Linked DNA regions of Homo sapiens: region 1 is linked to region 2. A link is an interaction called in ENCODE POLR2A ChIA-PET data of the cell type or tissue named here. Cell type or tissue: OCI-LY7. All regions are shown on one strand. Links, peaks and the distances in the headings refer to the core of each region. The heading gives the core; the rest is flanking DNA. Region 1 holds the start of DAND5 (DAN domain BMP antagonist family member 5). Region 2 holds the start of LOC105372279 (a long non-coding RNA gene).

Region 1 (9,532 bases), core at 1,533-9,532, 320 kb after region 2:
TGAGCGAGACTCCGTCTCCAAAAGAAAAAAAAAAAAGAATGGTCTACATTTTGTTTATCCATTTATCTGTACGTGGACATTTGAGCTGTCTCCAATTTTTGCCTATTGTGAATAATGATCTTATGAACATGGGTGTACAGCATTTCTTCTTCTTCTTCTCCTTCTTCTCCTTCTCCTTCTTCTTCTCTTTCTCCTTCTCCTTCTTGTTCTTCTCCTTCTTCTTCTTTCTTCTTTCTTCTTCTTTTTATGAGACAGAATCTTACTGTGTCATCCAGGCTGGAGTGCAGTGGCACGATCTTGGCTCACAGCAACCTCTGCTAGGTTCAAGCGATTCTCTTGCCTCAGCTTCCCAAGTAACTGGGAGTACGACCGGGCACAGTGGCTCACGCCTGTAACCCCAGCACTTTGGGAGGCCAAGGTGGGTGGATCACCTGAGATCAGGAGTGTGCACCACCACGCCGAGCTAATTTTTTTTTGTATTTTTAGTAGAGATGAGATTTCGCCATGTTGGCCAGGCTGGTCTCAAACTCCTGGCCTCAAGTGATCTGCCCACCTCCACCTCCCGAAGTGCTGAGGCTTTTATTCTTTTTTTCCCCGCTGAGACAGAGTCTTGCTCTGTCATCCAGGCTGGAGTGTAGTGGTGCAATCTCAAGTCACTGCAACCTCTGCCTCCCAGGTTGAAGCAATTCTCCTGCCTCAGCCTCCGGAGTAACTGGGATTACAGGCACACGCCACCACGCCCAGATAATTTTTGTATTGTTAGTAGAGACAGGGTTTCACCATGTTGGCCAGGCTGGTCTTGAACTCTTGACCTGGTGATCCACCTGCATTGGCCTCCTAGAGTGCTAGGATTACAGGCGTGAGCCACTGTGACCAGCCTGGTTTTTATTCCTTTTTTTTTGTTTGTTTGTTTTTTGAGATGGAGTCTCGCTCTGTCACCCAGACTGGAGTGCAGTGGTGCAATCTCAGCTCACTGCAAGCTCTGCCTCCCTGGTTCACGCCATTCTTCTGCCTCAGCCTCCCAAGTAGCTGGGACTACAGGTGCCCACCACCACACCTGGCTAATTTTTTTTTTTTTTTTTAGTAGAGACGGGGTTTCACCGTGTTAGCCAGGATGGTCTCGTTCTCCTGACTTCGTGATCCACCCACCTTGGCCTCCCAAAGTGCTGGGATTACAGGCGTGAGCCACTGTGCCCATCCTCAGGTGTTTATTCTTAGTGAAATAAAGTAGCATAGAATCAAATTACCAGATTGTTTCTAGTAATTACTGTCACACTGTGGGCCTCCTCCTGAGGCTTTTTTCTGAGGGAGATGAGAGCCATGGAAGGTTCTCATCACAGGGACCAGTCTTGACTCAGGTGCTCACAGGCGCCCTCTGGCCGCTGTGGGGGGAATAAACTGTGGGGGGCCGGTGGCCAGGGCGGGAACTGGGAGACCTGGAAGGAAGCGACTGCACTGATCCAGGTAGGGGGACAAGGAGTGGGTGAGAAGCGGGCGGATTCTGGGTAGATTCTGGAGCTGACCGGAGTTACTGTCATATAAGATTGGGGGCGGGGATGGGTGTTAGAGAAAGAGATAGGTCAAAGGTGCTCTCCAAAGTTTGGAGCCTTAGCACCTGGCAGGACAGAGCTGCCTTTAACTGTGTCTAGAGGACAGCAGAAGGGCAGGTTGGGGGACAGTCAGGAGCTGGGATGTAGCAGAGCTGGGTGGGAAGCACGCCCGCCCCTCCAGGCTTGGCCTCTGGGAGGCGGGTGTCCTGGGCGCGGCCGCCGCACAGTCCCGGGAGCCGCCGCCAGAGGGCGAGCACGCCGCATCGCACTCGCAGCTCCGTGGAGGGGAGGGCGCGGGAAAGGCTGGCCTGGTCTCTTCCCACGGCCCCCCGGCCTCCAAGCTCCTCACCTGGGTGCGAGATAGAGGTGCCAGGATCCAGCCAGGACCCCCCAGACACCTCCGGGGCCCCAAAGCCTGGGATACGACTCTCACCCTCTTTATCTGCTTCTAACACTCCCAACCTCCACCCCCACACCAAGCTGTTCCCACCGCCTCCAGCGCCATCTCAGGTGTCTGTAAAAATGCCACCTACTCGGGGAGGCCTTCCCTGACCACCCTGGAGACAGAAGCCCCCGCCCTGACGCCTCTAAGGAACATCCCATTTTAGCAGCTTCTTAATCAAGACTGTGAAATGATCTTTATTATTATTATTATTAATATTTTTGAGAAGGTCTCACTCTGTCACTCAGGCTGGAGTGCAGTGGTGTGATCTGGCTCACTGCAACCTTCGCCTCCCGAGTTCAAGCAATTCTTCTGCCTCAGCCTCCAGAGGTAGCTGGGGTTACAGGCTCATGCCACCACGCCCGGCTAATTTTTTTTTTTGAGACGCAGTTTTACTCTTGTCCAGGCTGGAGTTCAATGGTGTGATCTCGGCTCATCGCAACCTCCGCCTCCCGGGTTCAAGCGATTCTCCTGCCTCAGCCTCCCGAGTAGCTGGGATTATAGGCATGTGCCACCATGCCTGGCTAATTTTGTATTTTTAGTACGGACGGGGTTTCTCCATGTTGGTCAGACTGGTCTCGAACTCCTGACCTCAGTTGATCCACCCGCCTCAGCCTCCCAAAGTGCTGGGATTACAGGTGTGAGCCACCACGCCCAGCCTTGCCCGGCTAATTTTTGTATTTTTTAGTAGAGATGGGGTTTCGCTATATTGTCCAGGCCTCAAGTTATCTGCCCTCCTCGGCCTCCCAAAGTGCTCGGATTACAGGCATGAGCCACTGCGTGCGGCCCCTTAATTATCTTTTATTGTCTGTTTTCTGCACCGTGTAAAATCCATGGCATTTTCTGTCTTGTCCTCCTGTATCACCAGGGCTCAGGATTAAGTCTGGCCTATACTGAGTGTTAAAGGAAAAAAAAAAAAAAAACAGCTGGGCAAGGTGGCATGTGCCTTTAATCCCAGCACTTTGGGAGGCTGAGGCAGGAGGATCACTTGAAGCCAGCAGTTTGAGACAAACCTGGTAACATAGTAAGATCCCGTCTCTGTGAAAATTTAAAAATCAGCCAGGCCGGGTGCGGTGGCTCACGCCTGTAATCCCAGCACTTTGGGAGGCTGAGGCGGGCAGATCATGAGGTCAGGAGATCAAGACCATCCTGGCTAACACGGTGAAACCCCATCTCTACTAAAAATACAAAAAATTAGCCGGGTGTGGTGGTGGGCGCCTGTAGTCCCAGCTACTCGGGAGGCTGAGGCAGGAGAATGGTGTGAACCCGGGAGGCAGAGCTTGCAGTGAGCCAAGATCGCTCCACTGCACTCCAGCCTGGGCGACAGAGCGAGTCTCCGTCTCAGAAAAAAAAAAAAAAAAAAAAAAATCAGCCAGGCATGGTGTTGTGTACCTGTAGTCTCAGCTATTCGGTGGGTTTGAAACAGGAGGATTCCTTGAGTCTAGGAGGTTGAGGCTGCAGTGAGATGCAATTGTGGGACTGCATGCCAACCTGGGTGACAGAACAAGACCCTGTTAAAAAAAAAAAAAAGCCAGGTGCGGTGGCTTACACCTGTAACTCCAGCACTTTGGGAGGCCAAGACGGGCAGACTGCCTGACCTCAGGAGTTCAAGACTACCCTGGGCAACATGGGGAAACTCCATTTCTACTAAAAAAAAAAAAAAAAAAAAATTAGCCAGGCATGGTGGCAGGGGCCTGTAGTCCCAACTACTCGGGAGGCTGAGGCAGGAGAATTGCTTGAACCCAGAAGGCGGAGGTTGCAGTAAGCTGAGATCACACCACTGCACTCCAGCCTGGGGGTGACAGAGGGAGACTGTCTCAAAGAAAAAAAAAAGAAGAAGAGAAAAACAAGTCAGGCAAGATAGCTTCCTGTGCCTATATTCCCAGCATTTTGAGACCTGCTTTTCAAGACCAGCCTGGGCAACATAGTAAGACCCTGTGTCAAATAAAAAAATAATAAAATAAAAAGAACTGGCAGGGCATGGTGGCTCATGCCTGTAATCCCAGCACTTTGGGAGGCTGAGGTGGGCGGATCGCTTGAAGTCAGGAGTTCGAGACCAGCCTGGCCAACATAGTCTCTACTACAAATACAAACATTAGCTGGGCATAGTTGTTCACATCTGTAATCCCAGCTACTTGGGGGGCTGAGGCAGGAGAATCACTTGACCCCAGGAGGCAGAGGTTGCAGTGAGACGAGACACAGTGAGACTCTGTCTAAAAAAAAAAAAAAAAAAAAAAGAACACAAAAACCCAGCAACAATAATGTTACTCAGAGCTGATTCATGGTGTTACTGTGTAGGAACCTCTGTTTTAAGCTCCTTACATAAATTACCTCCTTGAGTCCTCAGAATAACCCAATGAGATAGGGACTGTTTTATCTTCATATTACAGAAGAAGAAGGTAGGGACCAGGATGGTTAAGGGATTTACTCAAGGTTGCACAGCCAGGAAATTGCAATGCCTAGGCCGAACCCAAGAAACCTGGCTGCAAGGTATGCTAGTTTTTAATTTTTTTTGAGACAGAGTCTCACTCTGTTGCCCAGTCTGGAGTGCAGTGGCGCGATCTTGGCTCACTACAACCTCCGCCTCCCGGGTTCAAGCGATTCTCCTGCCTCAGCCTCCTGAGTAGCTGGGATTACAGGCATGTGACACCACGCCTGGCTACTTTTTGTATTTTTAGTAGAGACGGGGTTTCACTTATGTTGGCCAGGCTGGTCTTGAACTCCTGACCTCAGGTGATCTGCCCGCCTGAGCCTGCCAAAGTGCTAGGATTACAGGTGTGAGCCACCGTGCCTGGCCATAATTTTTGTATTTTTATTTTATTTATTTTTTAATTTTTTTTGAGACAGAGTCTCACTCTTGTCGTCCAGGCTGGAGTGCAGTGGCGCGATCTTGGCTCACTGCAAGCTCCGCCTCCTGGGTTCAAGCGATTCTCCTGCCTCAGCCTCCTGAGTAGCTGGGATTACAGGTGCCCACCACCACGTTCAGCTAATTTTTTTTGTATTTTTAGTAGAGACGGGGTTTCACCATGTTGGTCAGGCTGGTCTCAAACTCCTGACCTCGTGATCTGCCCGCTTCGGCCTCCCAAAGTGCTGGGATTACAGGCGTGAGCCACCTCAACTGGCGAATTTTTTTTTTTTTTTTGAGACGGAGTCTCGGTCTATTGCCCAGGTTGGAGTGCAGTGGCGTGATCTCCGCTCACTGCAAGCTCCGCCTTCTGGGTTCAGGCCATTCTCCTGCCTCAGCCTCCCGAGTAGCTGGGACTACGGGCGCCCACCACCACGCCCGGCTAATTTTTTGTATGTTTAGTAGAGATGGGGTTTCACCATGTTAGCCAGGATGGTCTCAATCTCCGGACCTCGTGATCTGCCCACCTCAGCCTCCCAAAGTGCTGGGATTACAGGCGTGAGCCACCGTGCCTGGCCAATTTTTGTATTTTTAAAGTAGAGATGAGGTCTCACCATGTTGACCAGGCTGGTCTTGAATTCCTGACGTCAGGTGATCCTCCCGTCTCGGCCTCCCAAAGTGCTGGGATTACAGGTGTGAGCCACTGAGCCTCACCCAAAGTGTGCTTTTGCTAATTGGAGAATCGGGGTCCCAGGACTGGAAATGCAGCTGCCCAGGGTCTTCAGACATTGTGTGTCTCGGCCCCTGGCCCCAGACCTGTCTTTCCTGGTCCCCACAGCTCGCACACAGCAGGACCAGCCCCCATGTCTCTCAGCAAGTTGGGAGGAGGTGTGGGAACCCAGCTGGTCTGAATTTACTCTCCTCCCCCGCTGTGGGTCTACAGAAATGCCTCCCAGGCTATCCAGGAGGGGCCAAGAGATTAAAAGCAGGTTCAGAAGGCTCAGATGCCACTCACCAGACAGCAGGGTCGACTGCTAGTGACCTTGAGCCCAGTCCGGACAGACAGACAGGCAGACAGACGCACGGACAAGCAGATGCTCCTTGGCCAGCTATCCACTCTTCTGTGCCTGCTTAGCGGGGCCCTGCCTACAGGCTCAGGGAGGCCTGAACCCCAGTCTCCTCGACCTCAGTCCTGGGCTGCAGCCAATCAGACCTGGGCTCTGGGCCCAGGGGCCCTGCCCCCACTGGTGCCAGCTTCTGCCCTTGGGAGCTGGAAGGCCTTCTTGGGCCTGCAGAAAGCCAGGCAGCTGGGGATGGGCAGGCTGCAGCGTGGGCAAGACGAGGTGGCTGCTGTGACTCTGCCGCTGAACCCTCAGGAAGTGATCCAGGGGATGTGTAAGGCTGTGCCCTTCGTTCAGGTGAGTGGGTGGGTGTGGGGAGGAGAGGGCTGGGTCTCACCATTGGCAGAAGGCACAGGCTGTGGCCCAAGAAAGATTTGGGTTCAAGTCCTGTATCCTCCACCTGAATGTCTCGGTGCCTCAGTTTCCTCCCTTGTAAAATGCGACCCAAGCCTCCTCTATCCTGGTCTCCTTGATTCCACTATCATGCCCCTCTCCACCCCCCAGTCTATTTTTCCACTCAGCAGCCAGAGGGTGCCTGTGAACACCAGAGTCAGATCTGGTTCCCCCTCCCCCTAGAACCTTGCATGGCTCCCACTTTACTCAGAACAAAAGCCCAAGTCCTCTTCACAGCCCACAAATTTCTGTACTCTCTGATCCTGTTACCTCCCTGATTTCACCTCCTCCCACTCTCCCCCTCAGTTACTTTGCTTCTACACATCAGCCTCCTTTTCCTCAGACACCAACTTTCTTTCTGTTTTTTTAGACACGGGAGTCTCGCTATGTTGCCCAAGCTAGTCTTGAGCTTCTGGCCTCAAGCAATCCTCCCACCTCAGCCTCCTGAGTTCTAGGTGTGAGCCCGTCTCTTGCTTGATATACCAACTTTCTTTCTTTTCTTTCTTTCTTTCTTTTTCTCTTTCTTTCTTTCTTTTCTTTCTTTGTTTTTCTTTTTTTCTCTTTCTTTCTTTCTTTCTTTCCTTTCTTTCTTTCTTTTCTCTCTCTCTCTTTCTTTTTTTGAGACAGTCTCACTCTGTCACCCAGACTAGAGGGCAGCAGTACAATCTCGGCTCACTGCAACCTCCACTTCCTGGGCTCAAGTGATTCTCGTGCCTCAGCCTCCCAAGTAATTGAGATTACAGATGTGCACTACCATGTCCGGCTAAATTTTGTACTTTTTGTAGAGACGTGGTTTGGCCATGTTGGCCAGGCTGGTCTCGAACTCCTGACCTCAGGTGACCCGCCTGCCTCGGCCCCCCAAGTGCTGGGATTACAGGCGTGAGCCACTGCGCCAGGCCAATGAGAAGTCTCTTATGAGGAAGATGGCTCAGGATTTAAGCAGAGAAGGACCAGGATTTGGGGGAGAGATGATAGATCCACTTGGAGGGGATCATAGGAGGAACTAACATGCATTGAGCACCTACTTTGTGCCAGGCAGTGGGCTAAGGGCTTTCTGTTGGATGCTTCCGGGCTCCTGTGATACTGCTGTCCCTTCCCCCTAGGGTGCTAGTTGGCTTCCTACTGGTACCATCATCAGGCCATCTTATCATCATATCCTGCTTGGCTTTTCTTTACTTTTCTTTTCTTATTATTTATTTTATTTTATTTTATTTTTGAGATAGAGTCTCGCTCTGCTGCCCAGGCTGCAGTGCAATGGCGCGATCTCAGCTCACTGCAACCTCCGCCTCCCGGGTTCAAGCGATTCTCCTGCCTTAGCCTTCCGAGTAGCTGGTTTTACAAGCACACGCCACCATGCCCAGCTAATTTTTGTATTTTTAGTAGAGACGGGCTTTCACCATGTTGGTCAGGCTGGTCTCAAACTCCTGACCTCATGATCCACCTGCCTCGGCCTCCCCAAGTGCTGAGATTACAGGCATGAGCCACTGCACCCGGCCTTCTTTACTTTTCTTTTCAGGTTTTTGTTTTTTGAGACAGAGTCTCACTCTGTCGCCTAGGCTGGAGTACAGTGGTGCAATCTCGGCTCACTGCACCTCCATCTCCCGGGTTCAAGCAATTCTCCTGCCTCAGCCTCCCGAGTAGCTGGGACCACGGGCGCCTGCCACCATGCTCAGCTAATTTCTGTATTTTTAGTAGAGGCGGGGTTTCACTATGTTGGCCAGGATGGTCTTGAATTCCTGACCTCAAATGATCCACCCACCTCAGCCTCCCAAAGTGCCAGGATTACAGGCGTGAGCCACCACACCCGGCCTTTTCATGTTTTTTGTTAGAGACAGGGTCTTACTCTGTCACCCAGGCTGGAGTACAGTGGTGCGATCATAGCTCACTGCAGATTTGAATTCCTAGGATCAAGCAATCCTCCTGCCTCAGCCTTCTGAGTAGCTAGGCCTACAGACGCACAGCATTAGCCCAGCTAATATTTTTTTTTTTTTTTTTTGAGACGGAGTCTCGCTCTGTCGCCCAGGCTGGAGTGCGGTGGTGGGATCTCGGCTCACTGCAAGCTCCGCCTCCTGGGTTCACGCCACTCTCCTGCCTCAGCCTCCCAAGTAGCTGGGACCACAGGCGCCCACCACCACGCCTGGCTAATTTTTTTGTATTTTTAGTAGAGACGGGGTTTCACCATATTAGCCAGGATGGTCTCGATCTCCTGACTTCGTGATCTGCCTGCGTTGGCCTCCCAAAGTGCTGGGATTATAGGCATGAGCCACCGTGCCTGGCTAGCTCAGCTAATTTTTTTTTTTTAATTTCTTTGTAGAGACAGGGTCTTACTATATTGCCCAGGCTGGTCTCAAGCCACCACATCCCGCCCTTGGCTTTTAACTCCGAGGTAACCAATTCCCTGAATTAGTCCTCTTTGTTGAAAGGCCTAAAGTGATTTCTTCTTTTTCTCATTTAATTAATTTATTTGTTTATTTATTTCGGAGACAGAGTCTCGCTCTGTTACCCAGGCTAGAGTGCAATCATGATCTCAACTTGCTGCAACCTTCACCTCCCAGGTTCAAGCAATTCTTCCACCTCAGCCTCCCATGTAACTGGGATTACAGGTGTAGGTGCCCATGCCCGGCTAAGTTTTGTATTTTCAGTAGAGATGGGGTTTCGCCATATTGGCCAAGCTGGTCTCAAACTCCTGGCCTGAAGTGATCCGCCCACCTCAGCCTCCCAAAATGCTGGGATTACAGGCTTGAGCCACCACACCTGGCTGTCTTTGTTGAATTTCTTTTCTTTTTTTTTTTTTTTTTTTTGAGACGGAGTCTCGCTCTGTCCCCAGGCTGGAGTGCAGTGGCGCTATCTCGGCTCACTACAAGCTCCGCCTCCTGGGTTCACACCATTCTTCTGCCTCAGTCTCCCGAGTAGCTGGGACTACAGGCGCCCACCACCACGCCCGGCTCATTTTTTGTATTTTTAGTAGAGACGGGGTTTCACCGTGTTGGCCAGGATGGTCTCGATCTGCTGACCTCGTGATCCGCCCGCCTTGGCCTCCCAAAGTGCTGGGATTACAGGCGTGAGCCACCGCGCCCGGCCCTTGTTGAATTTCAATGATTTTCCAGGTGAGGAAACAAAAGCTCAGAGAGGCTAAGTAATTTGCCCCATGTCTCAGCCAAGAGACAGCAGAGTCAGGATT
Region 2 (8,790 bases), core at 36-8,035:
GGTTGCAGTGTGTTTTGATCAGGCCAGCACACTCCAACATGGGTGATAGAGGGAGTCCCAGTCTCCCTTCCCGGGTTCATGCCAGTCTCCTGCCTCGGCCTCCCGAGTAGCTGGGACTACAGGCACCCGCCACCATGACCAGCTAATTTTTTGTTGTTGTTTTTTTTTTTTTTGTATTTTTTAGGTGGACAGGAAGTAGAATTTATTGGTGAGTATTAAGAGGGGGGCAGCACATTGGAAGCCCTCATGAGTGCAGGGCCCACCACTTGTCCAGAGGGCCACGATTGGGGATATACTTGACCCCACAGCCATCTGGGATGAGCCGCTTTTCAGCCACCATGTCTTCAAATTCATCAGCATTGAACTTGGTGAAGCCCCACTTCTTTGAGATGTGGATCTTCTGGCGGCCAGGAAACTTGAACTTGGCCCTGCGCAGGGCCTCAATCACACGCTCCTTGTTCTGCAGCTTGGTGCGGATGGACATGATAACTTGGCCAATGTGAACCCTGGCCACAGTGCCCTGGGGCTTTCCAAAGGCACCTCGCATTCCTGTTTGGAGCCTGTCAGCCCCAGCACAGGACGACATCTTGTTGATGCGGATGACGTGGAAGGGGTGGAGCCGCACCCGGATATGGAAGCCATCTTTGCCACAACTTTTTACCATGTACTTATTGGCACAAATTCGGGCAGCCTCCAGGGCTTCAGAGGACAGCTGCTCATATTCATCTGACACCATGTGGCCACAGAGCGGAAACTCATCCACTTTTGCCTTTTTCCGCCCCAGGTCAAAAATGCGAATCTTGGCATCAGGGACACCTCGGCAGAAGCGAGACTTTGGGTACGGCTTGTTCTTACAATACCGGTAACAACGGGCGGGGCGGCGGCCCATGGCGACACCAGGATCTTCAGTGGCACACTGAAGGGAAAGAGAAATTTTTTGTATTTTTAGTGGAGATGGGGTTTCACCATGTTGGCCAGGATGGTCTCAATCCGGAGACTTTTTAAGGTTTTCAGGGGGTTCATCCTGTGGCCAGATTCTATGCAGCAGGACAACTATGCTGGGGTGCCCTTCTCGGGCCTCTCTGGCTCACCTGTAATAATCCTTGTCTTTAGAGGGTGACTTAGACAAATTTTCAAGGAGCACATCCAGGAACCAGGCCCCATGTGTGACCAAAACTAAGCCTGGGTTGCTCTGCCCTATGGTTCCTAGCTGACCTAAGCTGTTTCCTTATCCCCACCCCATCCCCAAGGACTTACAAATATTTCCTGGAGGCACATCCCACAATCAGAGGCCTCTGCAGGATGACAGCCCACCTGTGGTCCTTCTGCTGGCCTCCTTCTTTGGCTGCGACCAGTCCCTACCACTGGCTGGGACACAGGAAACTTTGCACTCAGAGCCTCCTATGAAGGAGCCCACATGGGGCTGTGGGCAAACTCAGGTCACCCTCTCCAGGCCTCTCTGGTTGGCCAGGTCCAATCTCTCTTCCTGGAGAGGGACTTATAAAAGTTTTCTGCGGAGGAGTCACATGTTAAAACAGGGACGCATGTGGGACCAGGGCTGAGCCTGAAGAGTACTCCACAGTCCTCCTTACTCAGCCCAGGCCAGTCACTACCATAGGAGAGGGACTTAGAAATATTTTTGGTGGGGGTGATACCTCCAGTAACAGGTCCAATACGGCAGACAGGTGCAGGGAGCCCTTTTCAGGCCTCACAAGCTGGCCCAGCCCTCCGTCAAGAAGGAAACTTGAAAAAGAACACATCTGGGCTGGGCGCGGTGGCTCACGCCTGTAATCCCAGCACTTTGGAAGGCTGAGACAGGCAGATCACGGGGTCAGGAGATCAAGACCATTCCGCCTTACACGGTGAAACCCCATCTCTACTAAAAATACAAAAAACTAGCCGGGCATGGTAGCAGGCGCCTGTAGTCCCAGCTACTCGGGAGGCTGAGGCAGGAGAATGGCGTGAACCTGGGAGGCAGAGCTTGCAGTGAGCCGAGATCGCACCACTGCATTCCAGCCTGGGCGACAGAGCGAGACTCCATCTCAAAAAAAAAAAAAAGAAAAAGAGCACATCTGGTGACCATGCCCCAAGTGGGACCACAGCAGAGTGTCCCCTGGCACCCCACCCTGGCATCCCTAGGTGGCCCATGCTAACTGGCCCATTGGAGGGGTTCTCAGAGGAAACATTAGAGGACCAACATGATACCACCCTCCCTGGGCTTCCCTGTCCACCCTGGGCCAGTCCTTGTCATCAGAGGGGGCCTAAGAAACATATGCTGTTGGTGCTTGCAAACTGACCCCAGAACACTTAAAAACTTTTTATTTGTATTTATTTATTTTTTTGAGATGGAGTCTCACTCTGTCACCAGGCTGGAGTGCAGTGACACAATCTCGCCTCACTGCAACCTCCGCCTCCTGGGTTCAAGTGATTCTCCTGCCTCAGCCTCCTGAGTAGCTGGGACTACAGGTGTGTGCCACCATGCCCAGCTAATTTTTGTATTTTTAGTAGAGAAGGGGTTTCACCATGTTGGCCAGGATGGTCTCAATCCCTTGACCTTGTGATCCATGTGACTCAGCCTCCCAAAGTGCTGGGATTACAGGTGTGAGCCACCACGCACTGCCTACTTTTTTTTTTTTTTTCTAGAGACAGGGTCTCACTCTGTCACCCAGGCTGGAGTACAGTGGAGCCATCATGGTTCACTGCAGCCTCAAACTTTTGGGCTCAAGCAATCCTCCCACCTCAGCCTCCCAAGTAGTAGCTGGGGATTATAAATGCACGCCATCCTATCTGGATAATTTTCTAATTTTTAATTTTTTTTTCAAGAGATAGGATCCAGACTGGTTGCAGTGGCTCATGCCTGTAATCCCAGCACTTTGGGAGGCCAAGGCAGGTGGATCACTTGAGGTCAGGAGTTTGAGGCCAGCCTGGCCAACATGGTGAAACCCCATCTCTACTAAAAATACAAAAATGAGCCAGGCATGGTGGGGGGCGCCTGTAGTCCCAGCTACTCGGAAGGCTGAGGCAAGAGAATCGCTAGAACCCGGAAGGCGGAGGTTGCAGTGAGCCAAGATTGCGCCACTGCACTCCAGCCTAGGCGACAGAGGGAGACTCTGTCCCTCACACACACACACACACACACGAAGAGATAGGATCTGGCTCTCTTGCCCAGGCTGGAGTGCAGTGGTGTGATTATCACTTACTGCAGCCTTGACCTCCTGTGCTCAAGCAATTCTCCCAAGTAGTTGGGAATACAGACACTTCACCCAGCTAATTTTTTAAATTTTTTGTACATACAGGGCCTCATTTTGTGGCCCAGGCTAGTCTAGATCTCCTGGGCTCAAGTGATTCTCTCTCCTCAGCCTCCAGAGTTGTTAGGATTACAGGAGCAAGCCACCACACCCGGCTCTGGGTCATAAATTCTGTCCCCCTCTAACAAGCAAATAACAGACAAAAAAAACCCACACTCAGTCACAGAGCGACCTGAGTCTTAGTAGTAGCGTTTTAATGGCAGCAGCCCCAAGAGGAGAGTCAGAGTCTGGTCTGCCCCCGGAGCAGGAGGCTTGGGCTTGGAGGGCCCATCCCAGCAGACCTAACCATCCACCTCCTTCCATTGAACTGAGGCCAGGAAAGTGCGGATTTCCATGGGTTCCAGCGTGATGTTGGCCGGGTCCAGCTGGTACGGAGTTTGGTGGGGTGTGGGGCCTGGAGAGGTGCAGGGGGAAGGAGGAGTGAGGAGGTGCAGACTTCCTCTGACTCACCCCACGATGCTTCCTCCCCTGGGTCTAGACACAGCTGCATATCCCCGAATCTGTCTCCAGGGCCTCAATCCCAGACTCTTAACCTGCTTCCCCGGCCCCGAATACCACCCCCAGGTCCAATGTCCTCATACCCTCAATCTGGCCACTGTCCTCGTACCCTCAATCTGACCCCAGGGGTGATGAACACCCTCCCAGAACTAGACATGGATGGGGATTTTCAAATCTTGTTCTTGGGACTAAACAGCACCCACAAACCTCAAGACCCATTCCTGGTTTGCCGCACCCATTTCAGATCCTTTAAGCCCCTAACCTGGGTCTGGACTCTGCCCCATACCCTCATGACCTTTTTGGGTCCTGGCCAACATCCCATGCCTCACACATTGCCCCCACCTGCCGGCCCCAGGTAAGACTCCACCCCTTCCCTACCCCTGACCAGGGCCCCACCTGTGTTTGTTGTCCACTTGAGCCTGGAGGCTGCCTCGCGGAGCTGGTTGGCCACCAGCGTGGTCTCCTGCAGGCGGGTGATGGTGAAGGTGGAGAACAGGTCCTGCGGGGAAGGGGATGGGCCCAGATGAGTTGGGGCAAAGCCAGGTTTCTCTTCTCTCCCTCTCTCTTGCCTCTCTCCGATCTCCTTCTCAATTTTGCCCTTCTCACCCTCAAGTTCAAGGTAACGGGGGCGCTCAGGTTACGTCCGGAATCCTCTCCTACGGCAAACTGGTGCTCCAAGCGCAGCAGCACCATTTCGGGGCCCCAGCTGGCCAGCGTGAGCAGGTGCACCGAGGGCGGCAGGTCCCTGCGCAGCCCTGAGAACTGCGGGAGAGAGGGCGGGGCTGAGTTGGAGAGGGGCGGGGCCTGGATGGAGAAGGGCGGGGCCGAGCCAGGTCAGGAGGCAGGGCTAGGTTGTAGGGGCGGGGTTTCGCCGGAGAGGGGCAAGGCTCAGCCGAGAGGAGCGGCCAGGGCCGTGACAGGGAGGACTGAGCCAATGGGGAGATGGGTCGGTCCCAAGCTTAGGGTTCGAGTCCCGATGGAGCAGAACTGATGTGACCTGAGACTTTGGGAGTTACGGCGGGGCTGAAGCCGCGGGGCTGGGTGAGGCAGGACAGAGCCTGGGGGCGGTGAGAGGGCGGGGCTAAAGTGAAATGGGCGGGGCCGGAGGTGAGTTGGTGGTTTAGGGGCATGAGCTAGGGCTGTGCCTCTACACAGTCCAGGGGGGTTGGGACTGGGCTGGCACTGGGCGGGGACTGCCCAGGGGATGGGGTTGGCCCGAGGGTTTGGGGCTAATTATGGCCAAATGGATCCCCGCTGAGCCTAGGAAACTCCGCACCCAAACCCGGCTCCCTGGTAGACTTCAATCCGGTCCTCTCTGCCTACCCCGCTGCCCCTCACCTGCGTGCGCGGAGGAGCCCCGAGATTGTAGGCGGCGCCGCCACCCGGGGCCAGCACCACCTGAGGGGCCAGGACCTCCTGCTCCGCCAGGAGCCGGTGTCCGGCGGCTGCAGCCTGGGCTGTGTCCAGCAGCACCAGGTGGCGCCCTCGCACCCACGCCCCCGACCCGTTCTCCATTAGTGGCTCCGATACTCCGCGTCCATCGTCCTTCAGCAGCCTTCGGTGCACCTGGGGGGAGAGTGGCCAGGAGGGGGTGAGAGTCGTGGGTTTGTGGGTGTCCTTGGGCCAGAAACTGGGTAAGGGCGTGTGGGAATGTCAAAAGAAATTAAAGGGTGGGAGGAACGGATGAGGATGAAGGTGAGGGTCTGGTAGGGCAACCCCAGCAGAGGCAGGATCCAAGTAGGCATGGGAACCAGGCCGGAAGGAGGTAAATGCCTAACAGGGGGGCCTGGATATGGCACGCCAGAGCGTGGAGGGAGCCTGGGCAGGAGATGGAGAAAAACGGAGAGGAAAAGCCACACACAGAAATGGAGTCCTTGGCCGGGAGCGGTGGTTCACGCCTGTAATCCCAGCACTTTGGGAGGCCGAGGTGAGTGGATCACCTGAGGTAAGGAGTTCGAGACCAGCCTGGCCAACATGGTGAAACCCCATCTCTACTAAAAATACCAAAATTAGCCGGGCGTGATGGTGTGTGCCTGTAAGCCCAGCTACTCGGAAGGCTGAGGCAGGACAATCACTTGAACCCAGGAGGCAGAGGTTGCAGTGAGCTGAGATAGTACTATTGCACTCCAGCTTGGACAACAAGAGCAAAACTCCGTCTCAAAGAGAAGAAAAGAAAGAAACGGAGTCCTCAGCTTAGTGGGGCCTGAAAGCAGAGAACTGGGCCAGAAACAGCCTTCAAGGTCCAGCAGGGGTCCAGGTTGGGAGGACCCTGGCTCGGATGGGGCTCTGACCCACTCACCATGAGCTCCAGCGAGCCATCTCTCAGGCTGCTGCCCCCCTGGGAGCGGTCAGTCAGCACAGTCAGCTGCATGTTTCCATCCTGGGAGTTGAAGGGTGAAAGTAGAGGGCAGTCAACCCCAACCCCAGGCAGCTTTGAGATGCTGCAGATAAGGGGTGATTCCCTTTCTATCGAGGTGGGGAGGTGCAGGATGGGGGAGAGCTACCGTGATGTAAATCCGGGTGTTGACTGGATAGTAGTTTCCTGCCACGGGCTCCGTCTGGTTCAGTTTCCAGGTGGGTCGATAATCCCGCCTGGGGTTGGGGGTGAGCTGATCAGGCTTGGGATCTGGCTCCCCAACTCTTTTTTTTTTTTTTTTTTTTTTGAGATGGAGTCTCGCTCTGTCACCCAGGCTGGAGTGCAGTGGCGCGATCTCGGCTCACTGCAAGCTCCGCCTCCCGGCTTCACGCCATTCTCCTGCCTCAGCCTCCCGAGTAGCTGGGACTACAGGTGCCCGCCACCACACCCGGCTGATTTTTTTGTATTTTTAGTAGAGACGGGGTTTCACCATGTTAGCCAGGATAGTCTCGATCTCCTGACCTTGTGATCTGCCCGCCTCGGCTTCCCAAAGTGCTGGGATTACAGGCGTGAGCCACTGCACCCTGCCTGGCTCCCCCGCCCTTCACTCTCCCTTCGTCCTCTGTCTCCCACACTCATGTAATCAGCAAATTTCCCTCACCACCCCTGGGCCCCAACACACCACAGACCACCCCCTCAGTGCTCTCAGTCACCCCCCACCTCCTCTCCAGGATCTCCCGGCCATTGCTGTCTGTGTAGAAGCGTCCCTTTGTCTCCAGCGGTGTGTCAAAACGGCTGATGACCTCCTTCCCCCAGGTGTCGCTGTACCCAATGGGATGGCAAGGTTGTGAGCCTTGGATAAACCCCTCTGCCCTTGCTTCCACACCCCTCTCCCAGCCTGTGCCACTCACCCCACAGGTATCGGCCCCACCGACCACTCTAGCTCCAGGTGCCGCTGTCCTGGGTACAGGCGAACCACCTGGGAACACCAAGCTGAGAAGTTCTGGTGCACCTCCTGCACCAAGGGTGTCTGCGGGCACACGGGTGAGGTGGATGTCAGTCTGTACCTGAGCAGAGGTGAGTCCTACAAATGTCCCCCAACCCTGGCCATAAACCCCATTAAGGCCTACATCAAGGTCAACCTTCAGTCACCGCCACATAATTCTTTTTTTTTTTTTTTTTTTGAGACGGAGTCTCGCTCTTTTGCCCAGGCGGGAGTGCAGTGGCGCGATCTCGGCTCACTGCAAGCTCCGCCTCCCGGGTTCACACCATTCTCCTGCCTCAGCCTCCCGAGTAGCTGGGACTACAGGCACCCGCCACCACACCCGGCTAATTTTTTGTATTTTTAGTAGAGATGGGGTTTCACCGTGTTAGCAAGGATGGTCTCGATCTCCTGACCTCGTGATCAGCCCGCCTCGGCCTCCCAAAGTGCTGGGATTACAGGCGTGAGCCACCGCGCCTGGCCCACATAATTCTTTTTTCTTTTTTTTTTTTTGAGACAGAGTTTTGCTCTTGTTGCCCAGGATGGAGTGCAGTGGCACAATCTTGCCTCACTGCAACCTCCGCCTCCTGGGTTCAAGCAATTCTCCTGCCTCAGCCTCCCGAGTAGAGGGATTGCAGGTACCTGCCACCACCCCTGGCTAATTTTTGTATTTTTAGTAGAGACGGGGTTTCTATCCATGTTGGCCAGACTTGTCTTGAACTCCTGACCTCAGATGATCTGCCTGCCTCTGCCTCGCAAAGTGCTGGGATTACAGGCGTGAGCCACTGCACCCGGCCTCTTTTTTTTTTTTTTTTTTTGAGACAGGGCATCACTATGTAGGCACCTAATCAGCAAATGCTCCCACCTGGTCTTGAACTCCTATGCTCAGCGATCCTCCTGCTTCAGTCTCCCAAAGTGCTGTGATTACAGGCATGAGCCACTGCATCTGGCTTACCACATCACTCTTGAGCGTGGCATAAACGCCTCCTGTTCACCATTGCCCCATAGAATAGGATTCTAGCTTGGCACATGGCTACCTGGGATAAAGACTATATTGTCCAGTCTTCCCTGAGGCTATCAGTAGCTGAGTGACCAGTTTGCCCCATAGAAAGTGATCCAAGTGGTGTCAACAATGTTCCTTGCCCCTGTCCCTCTGCTACTGACTCAAACACAAATGTGGCGGCTGGAGCTTCAGCAGCTATCTTGGACCATGAGGTGGAAACTGAATATTGGGGAAGGCAGAGCAACAAGATAGAAGAGGAGGTCCTGGGTGATTATGGAACCACCCCACTTTCTCTGGACTAACAGCCAGACTTTTTGTTAGAAGAAAATAATCTTCTATCTTATTCTAGTCACAGTTAATTTGGGTAACTCTGTTAGAACAGGCAAAACTATATACAGATATGCAGACATTCATCTCAAAGGGACTCACATGAAACGCGAGGCTCTTGAATGTGGACAAATGTGAGTTTTGTCATCTATGAAAGTCAAACATCAATGAGAGGCCCTGGGAAACCACTGTTCCTAGCCAGATGCACCCATAGGCATTCACCCTGAGACTCACCCAAACCCAATCAATCCAAGGGTGGACTCTCAAATATTCACTCCAGATAGAAGCTCCTCTTACTACAGACTTTGGTGAATTC

What was found. ChIA-PET counts read pairs that join two places held together with the same protein. Peaks named below come from ENCODE experiments on the same cell type or tissue, not always from the same donor. Only the 100,000 strongest peaks of a DNase experiment are listed, where the experiment ranks them.
Region 1: POLR2A ChIA-PET joins it to region 2 with 10 read pairs; 2 of 35 experiments call an interaction of 5 or more read pairs at or near these places.

Annotation. Positions count from the first base shown.
Region 1 is chr19:12,963,730-12,973,261 of GRCh38, forward strand. It overlaps DAND5 (DAN domain BMP antagonist family member 5), which reads left to right and starts at 5,847. Exons shown (of 2, transcript NM_152654.3): 1 at 5,847-6,255. The coding sequence starts at 5,932. RefSeq lists enhancers at 1,272-1,321, 1,442-1,661, 5,393-5,996, 5,997-6,599 and a silencer at 1,702-1,881. In OCI-LY7, for the core only: CTCF peaks have their summits at 1,681, 1,891 and 6,888; DNase peaks (open chromatin) are centred at 1,782 and 2,052; H3K4me3 peaks cover 560 bases; H3K27ac peaks cover 577 bases.
Region 2 is chr19:12,643,031-12,651,820 of GRCh38, forward strand. MAN2B1 (mannosidase alpha class 2B member 1) reads right to left here. Exons shown (of 24, transcript NM_000528.4): 17 at 7,074-7,192; 18 at 6,883-6,984; 19 at 6,311-6,398; 20 at 6,106-6,186; 21 at 5,145-5,372; 22 at 4,413-4,568; 23 at 4,203-4,305; 24 at 3,482-3,702. The coding sequence ends at 3,590. It overlaps LOC105372279 (a long non-coding RNA gene), which reads right to left and starts at 114. Exons shown (of 4, transcript XR_007067142.1): 1 at 1-114. It also overlaps the pseudogene RPL10P16. RefSeq lists enhancers at 262-1,461, 4,487-4,556 and a silencer at 4,797-4,896. In OCI-LY7, for the core only: CTCF peaks have their summits at 5,246 (motif pointing right) and 5,445 (motif pointing right); no DNase peak of the experiment used is centred there.